Regions from separate parts of the Homo sapiens genome. Here region 1 is linked to region 2. Evidence: read pairs that join two places in POLR2A ChIA-PET (ENCODE). Cell type or tissue: A673. All regions are shown on one strand.

What was found. ChIA-PET counts read pairs that join two places held together with the same protein. Peaks named below come from ENCODE experiments on the same cell type or tissue, not always from the same donor. Only the 100,000 strongest peaks of a DNase experiment are listed, where the experiment ranks them.
Region 1: POLR2A ChIA-PET joins it to region 2 with 11 read pairs; 3 of 35 experiments call an interaction of 5 or more read pairs at or near these places.

Annotation. Positions count from the first base shown.
Region 1 is chr1:10,518,179-10,526,178 of GRCh38, forward strand. All of the region lies in intron 2 of PEX14 (peroxisomal biogenesis factor 14), which reads left to right. Among named protein-coding and RNA genes, the nearest start is that of PEX14, 47 kb to the left of the region's middle. In A673, no CTCF peak of the experiment used is centred here; a DNase peak (open chromatin) is centred at 4,443.
Region 2 is chr1:11,026,382-11,034,381 of GRCh38, forward strand. It overlaps MASP2 (MBL associated serine protease 2), which reads right to left. Exons shown (of 11, transcript NM_006610.4): 9 at 4,367-4,501; 10 at 3,795-3,869; 11 at 142-1,267. The coding sequence ends at 504. It also overlaps a transcript of TARDBP not described here. Among named protein-coding and RNA genes, the nearest start is that of MASP2, 17 kb to the right of the region's middle. In A673, no CTCF peak of the experiment used is centred here; no DNase peak of the experiment used is centred here.

The DNA of each region.
Region 1 (8,000 bases), 510 kb before region 2:
CAAAAACCTTTATTTCGGTCCCTGACTATTTGCATCTCTGTTAATTAAGCATGGCTAATTTGATATGTAGATGGGATGGGGAGGGTTAAGGGTTAGATGAATAGAGGTCTACTCCCTGCCTCCCCCGGGTGGTGGGCAGGGGTGCTCCACAGACCTGCAAGACTGAACAGCTACACACGGCTGATGGCAAACCCGATGCCAGGGGGAACCTCCTCTCTGCCTCAGTGGTTTTGTCTCCTTGGGGATATTGAGAGCGTCATCCCGTTTCACAGACTGGACCCTCTGTGAAGGGCTGAAAAAATAAAATATAAAGGCCAGTTCTCTGTGCTCTTTTCTTACATTCTTGTAGTGTATATATTGGGAAATCCACGGGTGAACCCTTACACTGTAGAATAGAACACAAGTGTCCAAGACTCTCACTTGGTGCATTTACAATATGCAAATTCCAATTCCAATTAGATTGAAATCTCTATTTAGCAGAGTGGTTTTGTGAAATAAATAACTTTTGAAGAAGGAGGCCTGCTATATGTAATAAATATATATTTTTCCTTCAGTTGCCTGCATGGTGCTTCCTGCGTTCCCAGCCCTTGCCCGAAATGCTGATTCCGAAGCATCTTTGGGCTCTTTACAGAAGAGATGCTTCTCCTTCCCTTCCTGGCACAAGGATTTCATCCTTGATTTACAGTGCTCAGCTTGTTAGTGCCGGTGAAGGGGAGAGATGGTGTGAAGGTCGTTATGTCCGTTTTGTCCTCTTGGAGAGAAAGTGAGGGAGTGTGTTTCTTGCCGTGTGCTTGTCGTGGTAGTGGTGGAGTTGGAGAGGCCCCCACTTCTGTCAAAAGGAGTCGAGCCAAACTCTCATCCTCTCTTCTTCACCCTGTATACTACACGTTGTCCAACAGGGGGTGAATGATTTCAAAAGCGGAATTCAGAATTTCAGGAAGAGTAGCACACCACCGAGTAGAGGGCCTCCCCCTAACACCCCCCTTTTCATCATTCTCCCCTCCTCAGCCCAGCCGTGACAAACTGACAGATAATTAACAGATCAGACCCTCCTATTAGGCGTGCCCTGTGCTGGAAGCTGCTCTGGCTTTATGCAGTCCTTTAGCAGCTCTGTGTGTGTGGGTGGTGCCTCACTAAGTGGCCATAGCAGAGGGCAGGGAGTGCTTTGGGAAAAGCAAACAGAATGCTCTTTGGAAGAGAGAGTGCTTAAGAGGGAGAGCGGGGGCAGTAAGGTGCCTGGCTTGAAAGCACCTGGCGAAAAGACTCGGACTTTCAGGGTTGTGATCCGGAATACCACCGCCTGTCTCAGGGAATGGTGCGCTGGGTTATAATAGGATGCCTTATTACAAAAAACATTTTGAAGGCCACTTCCCAGGTCAGGCTATGCATTAGGTGCACTCTTCCTTCGGTGTAAGACTGTGCTGGACTTGCAAAATTGGAAGTGTGCAGCCTGTTGTGTTTCAGCCTTGGCATTAAATATTTCTACAGAGACACTGCCCTATGTGGCTTTCTCTCAGCTACCTAACTTTTCTTTCCCTGGTGGAAAGAAGAATTCATTGTGAGAATATTCATTTCTACTTACTAGTGACTTTTAAAAACTACTTTTCTTTGTTTTTGGACACAGGGACTTGCTGTGCTGCTCAGGCTGGAGTGCAGTGTGCAAACACGGCTTACTGCAGCCTTCACCTTCCGGCCGAAGTGATCCTCCCGCCTCGACCTCCATGTAGCTGGGACCATAGATGTGTGCCACCACACCCAGCTCATTTGAAATTTTTGTTGTTGTTGTTGAACAGAAGTGGTGAGAGTAAAATAAAAATAAATTAAATAAATAATATGTTTTGGTAGTGACAGGGTCTCACTTTGTTGCCCAGGCTGGGTCTCAAATTCCTGGGCTCAGGCGATCCTCTCACTTCAGTCTCCCACAGTGCTGGGATTACAGGCATGAGCTGTTGTGCCTGGCCTTCTTCTTCTTTTTTTTTTTTTTGTTTTTTTAACTAGAGACAAGGTCTCACTCTGTCACCCCAGGCTGGAGTGCAGTGCTGCGGTCATAGGTCACTGCAGCCTCAACCTTCTGAGCTCAAGCGATCCTCCTGCCCCAGCCTCCCAAGTAGCTAGGACCACAGGCATATGCCAACATGCCCAGCTAATTTTTAAATTTTTTGAAGAGACAGGATTTCACTGTGTTGTCTAGGCTGGTCTCAAACTCTTGGCCTCAAGTGATCCTCCCACCTTGGCCTCCCAGAGTGCTGGATTATAGTCATGAACCACCATGGCCGGCCCTGAAAACTACTTTTCTACTTCCCTTATGGTGGCCACCCTTCTCATCTTCATGATTTGAATATTAACATAAAGATAAATTTAGCAACATGTAGGGGCTACACGTAGGCTCAGGTCCTTAGGCCTGGCATGTTGGAGCAGAAAGAAACACCTAATTGCATCAAAACCACTCTAAGTTCATGTATGTGGAGCCCATCAAGCTGAAAGCATCCAGACAGCATCTGCTGTTATCAAATCACTCGTGAATCCAGCTAATTAAAATAGAGCTTCATTTTTCTGAACCATTGTTTGGCAGGAATTCGAAACGGGTCTAACCCAATTTCTGCATGTTTATGAGCCTTTATTATATCAGAGGTACTTTTCTGTAAATGTACAGGGCAGCGTTAAATGAATTGATCCACACAGTATCACTGTAGACGCACTATGGACTTGCTAATGATTTCTCTTCCAGCTTTCTGGTTTCCAGACATACTCTTGAAAGCTTTATCTTCTCTTTTTCTATCCTCTGCTCTTTGCCGTTGTCTTTTTTTTTTTTTTTAAACATTTTGAACTTTCCTTTTACTTTTTAATCTTCTTTTTTCTTTGGAAACAGGAAAACTATCCCCTTAAAGAAGTTTTCTTTTCCATTTCTCTTTTTCTTCCTCTCTTCCTGTTTTTGTTTTTCTTCTAGTGGATAAGATTTGTCTTTTCTTCCTTTATTTCTTGCTGTTTTCTATTCTCTCCTTTTCTTTTCTTTTTCTCTCTTATCTTTTCTCCCTTTTATACTTTCTCCCATTCCTTTTCTCTAACCTTCTCTTTCTCCTTTTTCTCTTCTTTCTATCTCCTCCCATTTTCCCTAATAAAATATCCTTATACCTTTGTCTCCACATGCAAATACTGACTAGGGAAGATGGGGGTGCCCGTGGAGGCAGAGCTATCTGGCTGCTCTAAGATGATGTCAGCTGAGTTTACTTCTCTGAATTTGCTTTCATGCTTTATTTTAGGTTTTAAAAAGATTTTTCAAGCCACATCTACTCTACTTTATAGTCTGTAATCCTACTTTGAAGATGAAAAGTGTTACATAAATGCTAACTAATTATTCCTTATACCACTTTGTGAGTCTCTAAGCAGTATTAGTTCCAGTTTACAGATGAGGAAGCAGGAACGGGAAAGGTAAGTAGCTCTGAAAGTTACTGAAGAAGTTGGTGACTGAGTTAGAATTAAACCTGGCTCATCTTTGGCTTTGCTTTTTGATTACCACCTTATGGGTGTTGACTTTTTTCCCCCCTAAGAATCATACATATTTAAGGTGAGGTTGAGTGAATACCATCCCCTTGGCCCCTTCTCATTATATACTTTTAACCTTCTGAAGTTTCATTTGTAGTCTTTAGATGTTAAATGAATTTCTAGGTAATTCCTGGGAAAGAAGGATGCTGAACCACTTGTGGGCTGGTAAAAACCCTGTCTATTAGTCTTAAAGCAGAGTGCTCACTTTCTCTTTCCAACAGCTTCCAGTAAGTGGGCCCACGTCACACACTGGCCCCAGTGATCGTAGTGTTGTAGGAAGCGCTGCCATATTTGATTGAATTTAGCCATTCTGGAATGACGTGTTCATGAAGTCGGCTCTTGCATTACCGTGGCCTTTATTATTGCTAATGCATTCTGACATTACAGGTGTAGCCTTGGCTCTCCCAGAAAGGGCAAGGCTGCTCTTACCAAACGAAAGAGCAGAATTTATGAAACTGTTACACAGTGAGGCCAGTGTTCACCTTTAGTTACTAAGCAGAGTAAGGGAAATAAATGCTTTTATAGAAAAGATAGCCAGTGACAGCAGTCTATCCTGATTCCTCACCCAGCACTGTTTCAAAAAGTGGATCAATTAATATTGTTGCCAGACAGAGAACGAGGACCAATGGTTAGGAGGTTCAGGAAAGTAGATTTCAACTCAGTTTAAAGAGGCACTCCTGAAAATGAGCTGACAGTCTCTTAAGGGAGTAGTTTCCCTGCTCATTATGAGCATTCAAGAGGAGGCTTCCTGATCATTTGTCAGGGTTGTTGGAGAGGGGAGTCCCTAGGTCATGGGTGGGACCAGATGGCTCAAGATCTCTTTTGGCTTGTTTCCTCATCTTAGATTGCTACAGCACAAACAGCATCTTTCCTGCTTCTATTTTGACTTTACAAGTGGCTGGTGTACCGTGAGGACCTGTGAATGCTCAGTAGCTATTCATTATTTAATCTCTGGCTTCCTGCTTCTTAATCTAACATGAATCAAAGCTGTTCTTGTTCAATTCAGGAAAACCACCATCTCTGGCACCTCCTAGAATGAGGCATTCTGGATAGTTACGTTTTCTGGATGGTCATCAGGAGCCATTTGAAAGCAGAACAAACAAAACACTTTAAAACTTTTGGCTGGGAATTATGTAAAATGGATTACATACTTTCTTGCTTTATTAAGCTGAATATCTGGAATATAATTTAATCGTGATGACTCAGTATTGTCATTTTAGATGAACGTGTTTATATGGTGTTATAAGCATAGCTGTGTTTTCAAAACCTGTTGAAATATAGATGTGTTGTATATTTGCCCCTACTTGAAATGACTCCACCGATTCTAAATGACCCCAGACTAATAAGCTTTTTGAATTTTTTTGTTTGCTTTTCATGGATGTTTCTCTCTTGGCATTTGCTGTTGGGCTTTTTTTTGCTGTCACATCTTTGTTTGGTGTTTCTGTACTAGCTGGCTCCTTCCTCTCTGTTCTTATTTGCAGCTTTTATCTTCTATGATTTGGATACCAGATAACTAAGCTTGTATATAAAATAAATAGTAAGTAGCGTGAGTAAAGCTTCGCAGCGTATAAAATATATGGAATTTGTAATATCTTTTTTGGCTGCCCTGATTTCTTCTGCTATTCCCTGTCTCCTCCTTCTCTGTTGGTTTTCTCCTTTTTTTGAATTGGGTGTCAGCTTGGAGAGATGAAATCTGGAAAGACTGGGTCTTGTCCTTGACCTAAGCCCATATCTCTGGCCCAGGTATCAGCGACTGCCTCATGGAATCAACTTAGAAATTATAAAATGGCACAGGTAGGGGGTCCTGAAGGTCATCTGTTTAACCCCTTATTTTATAGCAGTGAAGGAATCTGAGGCACTGAGTGGGGACATAAGAGGCCAGGTTCATGACAGTATTTGTGTAAGGTAAAAAAAAAAAAAAATCTTGTAGGAAAATTCTCTGCTGGCTTATCAGCAAGTTCAGAATTAAAGTACATAAACCAAAAAAAGGCTTCTGTTTGTGGCAGCGTTTGGCTGTGTTTGCACTCAAGACTATTATCGATATTCTAGGAGAAGCTTTAATCCTTTCATTCAAACTTACAAGAAATGCTGTTTCCTTTTAGTTAAAAAAAAAAAAAAAAAAAAAATCCAAGAGAGCATTTGATTTGAGGAACCAAAAGTCTAGAAAATGTATCCGGGAGTCCTCGTCAATTTGGGGCATAATGAAATATAAAAAATACTCAATAAAAGCTCCTTTATTACTTTAACTGTTTAAATGTGGAGTTTTTAGCCATCAGGTTAATGTTTTGGTATCATTTTTTTATTTGATTGTGAGCACTTTTCCAGGTAGCTCTGCCACTCGAGCGCTAATCAGATTCCCACAGATAAATGGTGCTAGCTGCAGCCTGACATCACTGCGTTTTTGCTTCAACATTATTTTATTTTATTTGGTTTTCCTGTAAAAGTTAATAACTCCATGTCCATGTGTTTAAACAGGCAAGAAGAGAGAGAGAGAAAGGACAGTGAGCAGAAAAGGATGAGGGATGTTTCAGGAAGCTTGTGCAAAATTGAGGAAATTTAGGGATTTTTGTAATTTCCAGGTATCTTACCTTATGAACAGTATGTGAAGAACCAAGAAGGTTACAAAGCAAGATGGTAATTCATAATCCTTCAGATAACAAAAAGTGAACTTCTCTGTTTCTCAGACAGAGCTGGGAAGAATTTGAAAGGAGTTACCATTGATTTAAAGGAGGAAGATGCTCAATAAACTGATTTGCTTAATGGTGAGAATTGTGTAAATTTTGTGTTATTCATAAGTAAATTACATGCTCATCTGGCTTCTCCTAGATGACCAAGATGGGGAAGGGCATCAGATATAGGGCATAAAGACCCTCCTTTTCATCTTCCCATTATTGGTAGGACACAGTGACTCTTGGCCAAGATGGCTCTGGTGCTCAGTAGGCCTTTGTGGAATCATTTGATTGATTGATTGATTGATTGATTGATTTTTAGAGACGGGGTCTCACTCTGTCACCCAGGCTAGAGTGAAGCAGTACAATCATAGCTCAGTGTAACCTCAAACTCCTGAGCTCAAGCCATCCTCCCACCTAGCTCCCCAAGTAGCTGGAGCGCCACTACGCCAAGCTATTTAAAAAAAACAAATTTTTTTTTGAAACAATGGAGTCTCGTTATGTTGCCCAGGCTGGTCCCGAACTCTTGGCCTCCAGCCATCCTCCTGCCTCAGCCTCCCAAAGTGCTGAATTATAGGCGTGGGCCACCATGCCCGGCCGGATCATTTATTTTTTAAAGTGTGTGTTTGTTTATTGGTAGCTGTGCTGGCTAATAATAGGGATGTTTATGGTATTTAGTGAAAGGTTGCTGAATGGTTCAAAGCCATGAGGACTACCTTTGGGTTCTTCTTGTGTGTGATGGATTTCCTCACTGAGCTGAAAATTTCTTAATTGGGGTTTATCAGAGAAGGCAACTGGACTGATGTCTCTTGATTCAGTTTCTCTTCCAAACTTGTACCTTGATACTAAAGACAGTCCGTGGGTACAATCTGATGATGGCTGTGATAATCAGTTTCACAGCCCTTATGTCATTACTTCTGAAAGATGTGTAAAAAAAAAAAAAGACATTTTCCTCATCTGCGTCAGCGGTATAGCTTGTATTGCTTTCCTGTGTTTCACACTTTGTGTTGATATGTTACTTGTGAAGTCGTCTACAAGGGTGTGACCTGTATTAGATACCGCTTTTTTAGAAAATGGAACCTGACCACCAACTTGTCCCTGTGGAGAGCCCATTTCTGGCCACTCTCTGGGGCTGGTGTGCTTGGTGAGGAAGTTGACTTTCCTCTGACAGTAGCTGATTGTATATGACTGTTTGAATAGTAAGTTTCCAATCCTTGTCATTCTACTGTCAATTTGAAGATTTTTTTTTCTTCAAAATGGAGTGTCACTCTGTCACCCAGGCTGGAGTGCAATGGCGTGGTCTCAGCTCACTGCAACCTCCGCCTCCTGGGTTCAAGCGATTCTCTCATTTCAGCTTCCCGAGTAGCTGGGACTGCAGGCACATGCCACCACACCCGGCTAATTTTTGTATTTTTAGTATAGATGGGGTTTCACTAAATTGGCCAGGCTGATCTCGAACTCTTGACCTTGTGATCCGCCCGCCTTGGCCCCCTAAAGTGTTGAGGTTGCAGGCGTGAGCCACTGCGCCTGGCTGATTTTTTTTTTTTTTGAGACAGAGTCTCATTGTGTCTTCCAGGCTGGAGTGCAGTGGTGTGATCTTGGCTCACTGCAACCTCTGTCTCCCAGGTTCAAGCGATTCTCCTACCTCGACCTCCCTAGTAGCTGGGACTATAGGTGCGTGCTGCCACACCCGGCTAATTTTTTGTATTTTTAGTAGAGACGGGTTTCACCGTGTTAGCCAGGATGGTCTCGATCTCCTGACCTCGTGATCCGCCCGCCTCAGCCTCC
Region 2 (8,000 bases):
CTGTAGTATTGGTTTTTAACATGGAAATTTTAGTCAATACCTGGGCTGAAGTATCAGTGTTTCCAACCTACCTACCCAAAAAAAGGATTCAAGGTTATTCCTCAATCAGTACTGCCATAATATATAAAGCACTTACAGAGATCAATAAGAACAAGTTTAAAAACAAAGAGCATGGACAGGCAGTTTACAGAAATGCCAACAGCCAGTATGAAAAGAGACTGGCTTTTTAAGGTAATGAAATGTAATTTGAGCAGTGACATTACACTGGGTGGGCAAAGATGACTGTCACTCTCGTGGTTTATGTCCCCTTGAGTCAATGGGTAAGGCTGGAATTAAACTGGCAAGTGGAGAAATGACAGCAGCCTCACCTGGAGTCTGTTTTTTTGGGTGGAGCAACAACTGCCATGTCCACAGTAATGATGAATGCTTCTCGAGCCACGTCGCTGCCAAGGTCTTCACAGGCATTTCTAAAAATGAAGAATCCTTGACTGCAGACACGCAAGTTAAAAATCACTAATTATGTTCTCGATCCAGGGAATATAGTTAATAACTTTTGTGTAGACTCCATACTGACCTGCTTCCCCACAATTCATGGAACCCCAGGACACTATTCCTCCCACAAACCACCTCTCTGTTTCACTATCTAGAAACACCAGTGCCCCTCCGCTGTCACCTCTGCAGCTGTCCTTGCCCCCACTTTCTAAGCCAGCACAAAGCATGTTAGCAGTTACACTTCCCCTTGGATAGGGTGGCTTTTCATATGCAGCAGTACATTTTTGATGGTCAACAATCGGTATGTCGACATACATTAGATTTCTAGCAAGAAAACCCCTTTGGGTTAATCCCCATCCAGATGCAGTTCCAATGTCATCTGTCCTCATAAAGGATTCAGCTTCTTTTCTTGGCAGACAAATAGGCGTGATGTTGCTATTGATTACAACTTTGTTATTCAATTTAATCAGTGCTATGTCATTGTCAAAGCCAGCATCATGAGTATAACCTTCATGTATAAAAACAGCTTCAGACCAGGCTTGTGTATAATGAGGTGATAGTCTTTTCAGGGTGCCCATTCGAATGTCCAGGGCGGATGCATCATGTTTTTGCTCATAGACGGCATGAGCAGCTGTTAGGACCCAGTTGTCATATAAAAGTGCACCTGCTGCTGTGGTTCCACCTAATATCAGGACTTGCCAAGGAAAATCACCAGGTTTTGCCTTTTGCCCTCCATATATACGCCCTCCTGTTGTGCGGGCTGATAGTCCACAAACTGGAGAAAGAAGCAGATAGGTAGAGAGCCTTTGTAAAAATGTCAATCGTGTTTTTCTTAAATTATGACCGCCTTGAAGTATATATTTGATGTCAACCAAAAATTATATTACATGAATTGGTGGGTGACTACCTATACAGGCAAGTGAGGCTATTTTAAAACATCACAGTTCAAACACCTGATAAAACCTTTTGGTATTTCTTAGCTCCTCAGAAAATGAGATTAGTGAAAACTGACTTTTAGAAGTTATTTTGTTTTGCTAAAATAATTTGGTCTATAAGATTGGGAAAATTGGCCGGGTGCAGTGTCACACCTGTAATCCCAGCACTTTGGGAGGCTGAGATGGGTGGATCACCTGAGGTCAGGAGTTTGAGACCAGCCTGGCCAACATGGTGAGACCCTGTCTCTACTACATACACAAAAATTAGCCGGGCGTGGTGATGGGCACCTGTAATCCCAGCCACTTGGGAGGCTGAGGCAGGAGAGTTGCTTGAACCTGGGAGGCGGAGGTTGCAGTAAGACAAGTCACACCACTGCACTCTAGCCTGGTAAGAGCAAAACTCCATCTCAAAAAAAAAAGGAGATTAGGAAAATTAACAGGGCAAGCAGGCATTGTCTGAGCAGATGGACTGGATGATGTGCATAGGAATTAGAAGGATATAACCTTTTCATTGTTTCTGTTTTCCTACTTGTAAAATGGGTATTTATGTAATCCTAGGAAAGCAGGAACTAAAGTCAGTATCAGGATTTGCAAAATTACTTTTACCTTTGAACATACAAATGTTTTAGAAATTAGAATGTTGCAGTTGTGGCTAGGACCCTGTGGATTCCAAAATTTTATTTTTGGTCTAGTTGATTCTTCCAAACTAAGTTTTATTGTATCTTTATTGCAAATTAAATACGCCCATTAATGTAGCATATATGTTTGCTGTTGTGGTAGTGTACTTGCATTAATACCTACAGACGTTGTGTTAGCCAAATACAGGTTTAAAAAAACTAATTTGAGCCAAATAACACAAGGGTAATTAATATATTACTATCTTTCTGGGTTTTTTTTCTTTTTTTTTTTTTTTTTTTTTTTTTGAGACAGAGTCTCGCTCTGTCACCCAGGTTGGAGTGCAGTGGTACAATCTTGGCTCACTGCAAGCTCTGCCTCCCAGGTTCATGCCATTCTCCTGCCTCAGCCTCCTGAGTAGCTGGGACTACAGGCACACGCCACCACACCTGGCTAATTTTTTGTATTTTTAATAGAGATGGGGTTTCACCGTTTTAGCCAGACTGGTCTTGATCTCCTGACCTCACGATCTGCCCGCCTCAGCCTCCCAAAGTGCTGACTTTTTTTTTCTTTTTCTCTTTTTTTTTGAGACAGAGTCTCGCTCTGTTGCCCAGGCTGGAGTGCAGTGGCGCAATCTTGGCTCACTGCAAGCTCCACCTCCCGGGTTCACGCCATTCTCTTGCCTCAGCCTCCCGAGTAGCTGGGACTACAGGCGCCTGCCACCACACCAGGCTAATTTTTTGTATTTTTTTTTTTTTAGTAGAGACGGAGTTTCACCATGTTGGCCAAGATGGTCTCGATCTCCTGACCTCGTGATCTTTCCGCCTTGGCCTCCCAAAGTGCTGGGATTACAGGCGTGAGCCACCATGCCTGGCCCTGATTTGTTTTTTTAAATCATTCTACAGAGGGGGAGGTTGCAGTGAGCCGAGATTGCGCCACTGCACTCCAACCTGGCAAGAGAGCGAGATTCCGTCTCAAAAAATAATAATAATAATTCTACTCAACTATTATCTTTGGAGCCAATTCTGGTTAAAAAAAAAAGTACTATTAAAAGGCAGATTGCATTGATGTTTAAAAACTAGATGTTGAAAACAATTGCTTGGGGAAATTATTTGCTTTGGGTTTTAATAGCATTTTAACATAGAATAGTAACTCAACAGAAGAACTTGTGTTTATAAATGTATAAGTTGGTCAAGATAATTTTTAAAATCTTTTTTTTTTTTTTTTTTTTTTTGGATATGGAATTTCACTACTGTTGCCCAGGCTAGAGTATAATGGTGCGATCTGGGCTCACCGCAACCTCCACCACCTGGGTTCAAGCAATTCTGCCTCAGCCGCTCGAGTAGCTGGGATTACAGGCATGTACCACCACACCCGGCTAATTTTGTATTTTTATTAGAGACGGGGTTTCTCCATGCTGGTCAGGCTGGCCTCAGGTGACCCACCTGCCTCGGCCTCCCAAAGTGCTGGGATTACAGGCGTGAGCCACACCTGGCCTAAAAATCATTTAATTTTTTATGCTTGCCTAGTTATAAGGTCAAAGAGAATCAAATGACTGATGCAGTCAGCACCTAACAACCTCTGTATATGGGAAGGGGGTAATGAGAACATACTATTTGGAAATAATAACAGCCTAAGAGCCAAGTGCTGAAGTTACATTTCTGCCTACCACAGCTAAAGCTCTCCTCACTGTCTCCTACCCAGTCCTCCTTTCCATCAATTACCAGTCTCTTGTATAAATGTATCCATTACCAGGCTCACAGACTGGGAGTGATTTTTCTCCTTTGGAGCTCGTCCAGAATCCATCAGCCTCACACACATATTTACCTGCAAATCATTGGAAAAGCAAAAATGTTTAACTGCATGTATAAGATGGTTGTCATTTGCTTGAATACCCCCTTGAAAAATGTTGATTCTTGAGCATCAGTGGGACATAGAGGTGTCTGAAGAACCATTTTACATGATTTCATAAATAGGAGGTCTCTGCATTACCATGTTTGCTTGCAAAGTGGAAACCTTTTAGATGTGTAACTTGAATATGTATCAAGATCTCAAGTGCTTAATGATAAGGTGTTGACTTGTTAAATTAAACCATTTGGAATACATTGTGTGTTTGTAGTAGTCATTTACTAGATCTGTTTTCAGATTTTTGCAAATTGACATTAAAGTCACTTTAGCTATAATATTTCACTTAGCGGATGGGAGAAGTGGCTTTTAATCTTTTGTCTAGCCTTAGCCAAAAATGTTGGTTAAAGTTTATTTTCAGACCATGGGGGCTCAAGTTCCAAGTATTGCCCACCCCCAACTTTGAAGAATTTGCATACCATCATTCACTTTCATTGTGTAGAAGGTCTCTTCACAGCTGTACTGAATCACAGCTTTGTAGGTGGTCACTCCAGGACCTGTGATGTACTCCACTCGGCCACTGGGTAGATCATCAGGAGGGCCACAGTCAACAACTAAGAAAGAAGCATGGGAGGGAGGAATCCATTGATCATTTCAGTGCTAACTTTCCAAAGGTCTGGAGAAGCACCTTTGGGAGGCTGAGGCGGGCAAATCCCTTGAGCTCAGGAGTTTGAGACCAGCCTGGGCAACATGGCAAGACCCCCTCTCTACGAAAGGTTAAAAAGCCGAGCATGGTGGCACGTGCCTGTTGTCCCAATTACTTGAGAGGCTGAGGTGGGAGGTAACTAAATGGCTGAACTGAGGGGGAGTCGTCCATGTGGAGGAAGAGGTGTGCTGCCTTTCCTAGAGAAAGGGAATTTGAAACCACCCAGAGCTCCTTAGCACCCTCATGTCAAATATAAGAAAGATCTGCGGCCGGGCGCGATGGCTCATGCCTGTAATCCCGGCACTTTGGGAGGCCGAGGCGGGCAGATCACAAGGTCAGGAGATGGAGACCATCCTGGCTAACACGGTGAAACCCCGTCTCTACTAAAAATACAAAAAAAAAAAATTAGCCAGGCGTGGTAGCGGGCGCCTGTAGTCCCAGCTACTCGGGAGGCTGAGGCAGGAGAATGGCATGAACCCGGGAGGCGGAGCTTGCAGAGAGCCAAGATGGCACCACTTCACTCCAGCCTGGGTGACAGAGCAAGACTCTGTCTTAAAAAAAAAAAAAAAAAAGGCTGCAGCGGAACAGCACATGACATGGCACAGGTTCAATGTAAAAGGTTGCAATTTAGAAGGCAGTAAGGGTAGAAAAGGACACGATAGTAAGATTGGAGGAGCTGGGCTCGGTGGTTCAAACCTGTAATCAGCATTTTGGGAGGCCAAAGTGGGAGGGTCACTTGAGACCAGGAGTTCAGGACCAGTCTGGGCAATAGCGAAACCCTCTCTACAAAAGGTAAATTGGCTGGGCTTGGTGGCGTGGTCTCAGCTACTCAGGAGGCTGAAGCAGGAGGATGGCTTGAGCCTGGGAGGATGAGGCCGCAGTGAGCTATGATCACACCACTGCACTACCGCCTGGGTGATAGAGACTTTGTCTCCAAAACAAAAAATTCAGCTTATTCTTCTGATCCTTTTAATAAATTGAAGTTTTTAGAAAGACCTGGAAGTCTTTCTAAAGCTCACTGGGCACGGCTCACACGTGTAATCCCAGCACTCAAGAGAGGCCAGGGCAGCCTGGGCAACATAGTGAGACCCCATCTCTACCAAAAATTTAAAAGGAGCTGGGTATGTGGCACGTGCCTGTAGTCCAAGCTACTGAGGAGGCTGAGACAGGAGGATCACTTGAGCCCGGGAGTTTGAGGGTGTGTCACATGAGGTATGGTTGATCATTATCCCAGTTTGGGGTGTGTGTATTACCACATAAAATTGCCCCCCTTTTCTACATACAATAGTGTATACTTGCTCACACATGTGAATTGTGTGTAATTGGAGGGACACACACCAAAACGGTAACGATTAGGCCGGGCCTGGTGGCTCACACCTGTAATTGCAGCACTTTGGGAGGCCAAGGTGGGTGGATCACTTGAGATTAGGAGTTGGAGACAAGCCTGGGCAACATGGTGAAACCCTGCCTCTACTAAAACTAAAAAAATTACTGGGTGTGGTGGCGGGCGCCTGTAATCCCGGCTACTGGGGAAGCTGAAGCAGGAGAATTGCTTGAACCCAGGAGGCAGAGGTTTCAGTGAGTCGAGATTGTGCCACTGCACTCCAGCCTGGGTGACAGAATGAGACCCCGTCAAAAAAAAAAAAAAAAGTGGCTGGTCACGGTGGCTCACGCCTGTAATCCCAACACTTTGGGAGGCCAAGGCAGGTGGATCACTTGAAGTCAGGAGTTCAAGACCAGCCTGGCCAACATGGTGAAACCTCGTCTCTACTAAAAATAGAAAAATTAGCTGGGCTTGGTGGGAAGTGCTTGTAATCCCAGCTATTTGGGAGGCTGAGGCAGGATAATTACTTGAACCCGGGAGAAGGAGGTTGCAGTGAGCCGAGATGGCGCCACTCCACTCCAGCCTGGGTGACAGAACAAGACTCCGTCTCAAAAAATAAATAAATATTAAAAAGTAATGATTATACTTGCATATGGTGGTATTACAGGTATTAAGATGTTCATAATTTTCTGTATTTTCCATCTTCTACCATGAATATTGTTGCTTTCATACTTAGAAAAATATTGTCGGCCGGGCGCGGTGGCTCATGCGTGTAATCCCAGCACTTTGGGAAGCCAAGGTGGGTGGATCCCCTGAGGGCGGGAGTTCGAGACCAGCCTGACCAACATGGAGAAACCCCGTCTCTACTAAAAATACAAAATTAGCCGGGCGTGGTAGCACATGCCTGTAATCCCAGCTACTAGGGAGGCTGAGGCAGGAGAATCGCTTGAACCTGGGAGGCAGAGGTTGCGGTGAGCCAAGATCACGCCATTGTACTCCAGCCTGGGCAACAAGAACAAAACTGCGTCTCCAAAAAAAAAAAGAAAAAGAAAAAAATATTGTCAGGCTGGGCGCTGTGGCTCATGCCTGTACTACTAGCGCTTTGGGAGGCCGAGGCAGGTGGGTTGCCTGAGCTCAGGAGTTCAAGACCAGCTTGGGCAGCACGGTGAAATACCATCTCTACTAAAATACAAAAACTTAGCCAGGTGTGGCGGTGTGTGCCTGTAGTCTCAGCTACTCAGGAAGCTGAGGCAGGAGAATTGCTTGAACTCAGCAGGCAGAGGTTGCAGTGAGCCAAGATTGCACCACCGCACTCCAGCCTGGGCAACAGAGTGAGACTCCGTCTCCAAAAAGAAAAAAAAGAAAAAAATATTGTCAAAGAACACACTTTGGAAGCCTGAGGCGGGCAGATCACTTGACGTCAGGAGTTTGAGACCAGCCTGGCCAACATGGTGAAACCTCGTCTTTACCAAAAAAATACAAAAATTAGCCGTGCGTGGTGGCATGTGCCTGTAATCCTAGCTACTCAGGAGGCTGAGGCATGAGAATCTCTTGAACCCGGGAGGCAGAGGTTGCAGTGAGCCGAGATTGTCACCGCACTCCAGCCTGGGTGACAGAGTGAGACTCCGACACACACACACACACACACACACACACACACACACACACTCTCTCTCTCTCTCTCTCTCACACACTTTGGGAGGCCCAGGTGGGCAGATCACCTGAGGTCAGGAGTTCGAGATCAGCCTGGCCAACATGGTGAAACCCCATCTCTACTAAAAATACAAAAATTAGCCGGGTGTAGTGACATGTGCTGGTAGTGCCTCCCAGCTCCTGGGGGTAGCTGACGTGGGAGAATCGCTTGAACCCAGGAGACAGAGGTTGCAGTGATCTGAGATTGTACCACTGTACTCCAGCCTGGGCAACAGAATGAGACCCTTCTCAGAAAAAAAAAAAAAAAAAAACCTTGTCAAAGAACATATTTTTCTAAAGCACATACCTTCCCTAGTAGGTTGGTTCTGTTTTAACCTCTAAGAATGCACTGAGAGATGAGTAAAAAGAAGCAAATTTGAAATTCAAGGGC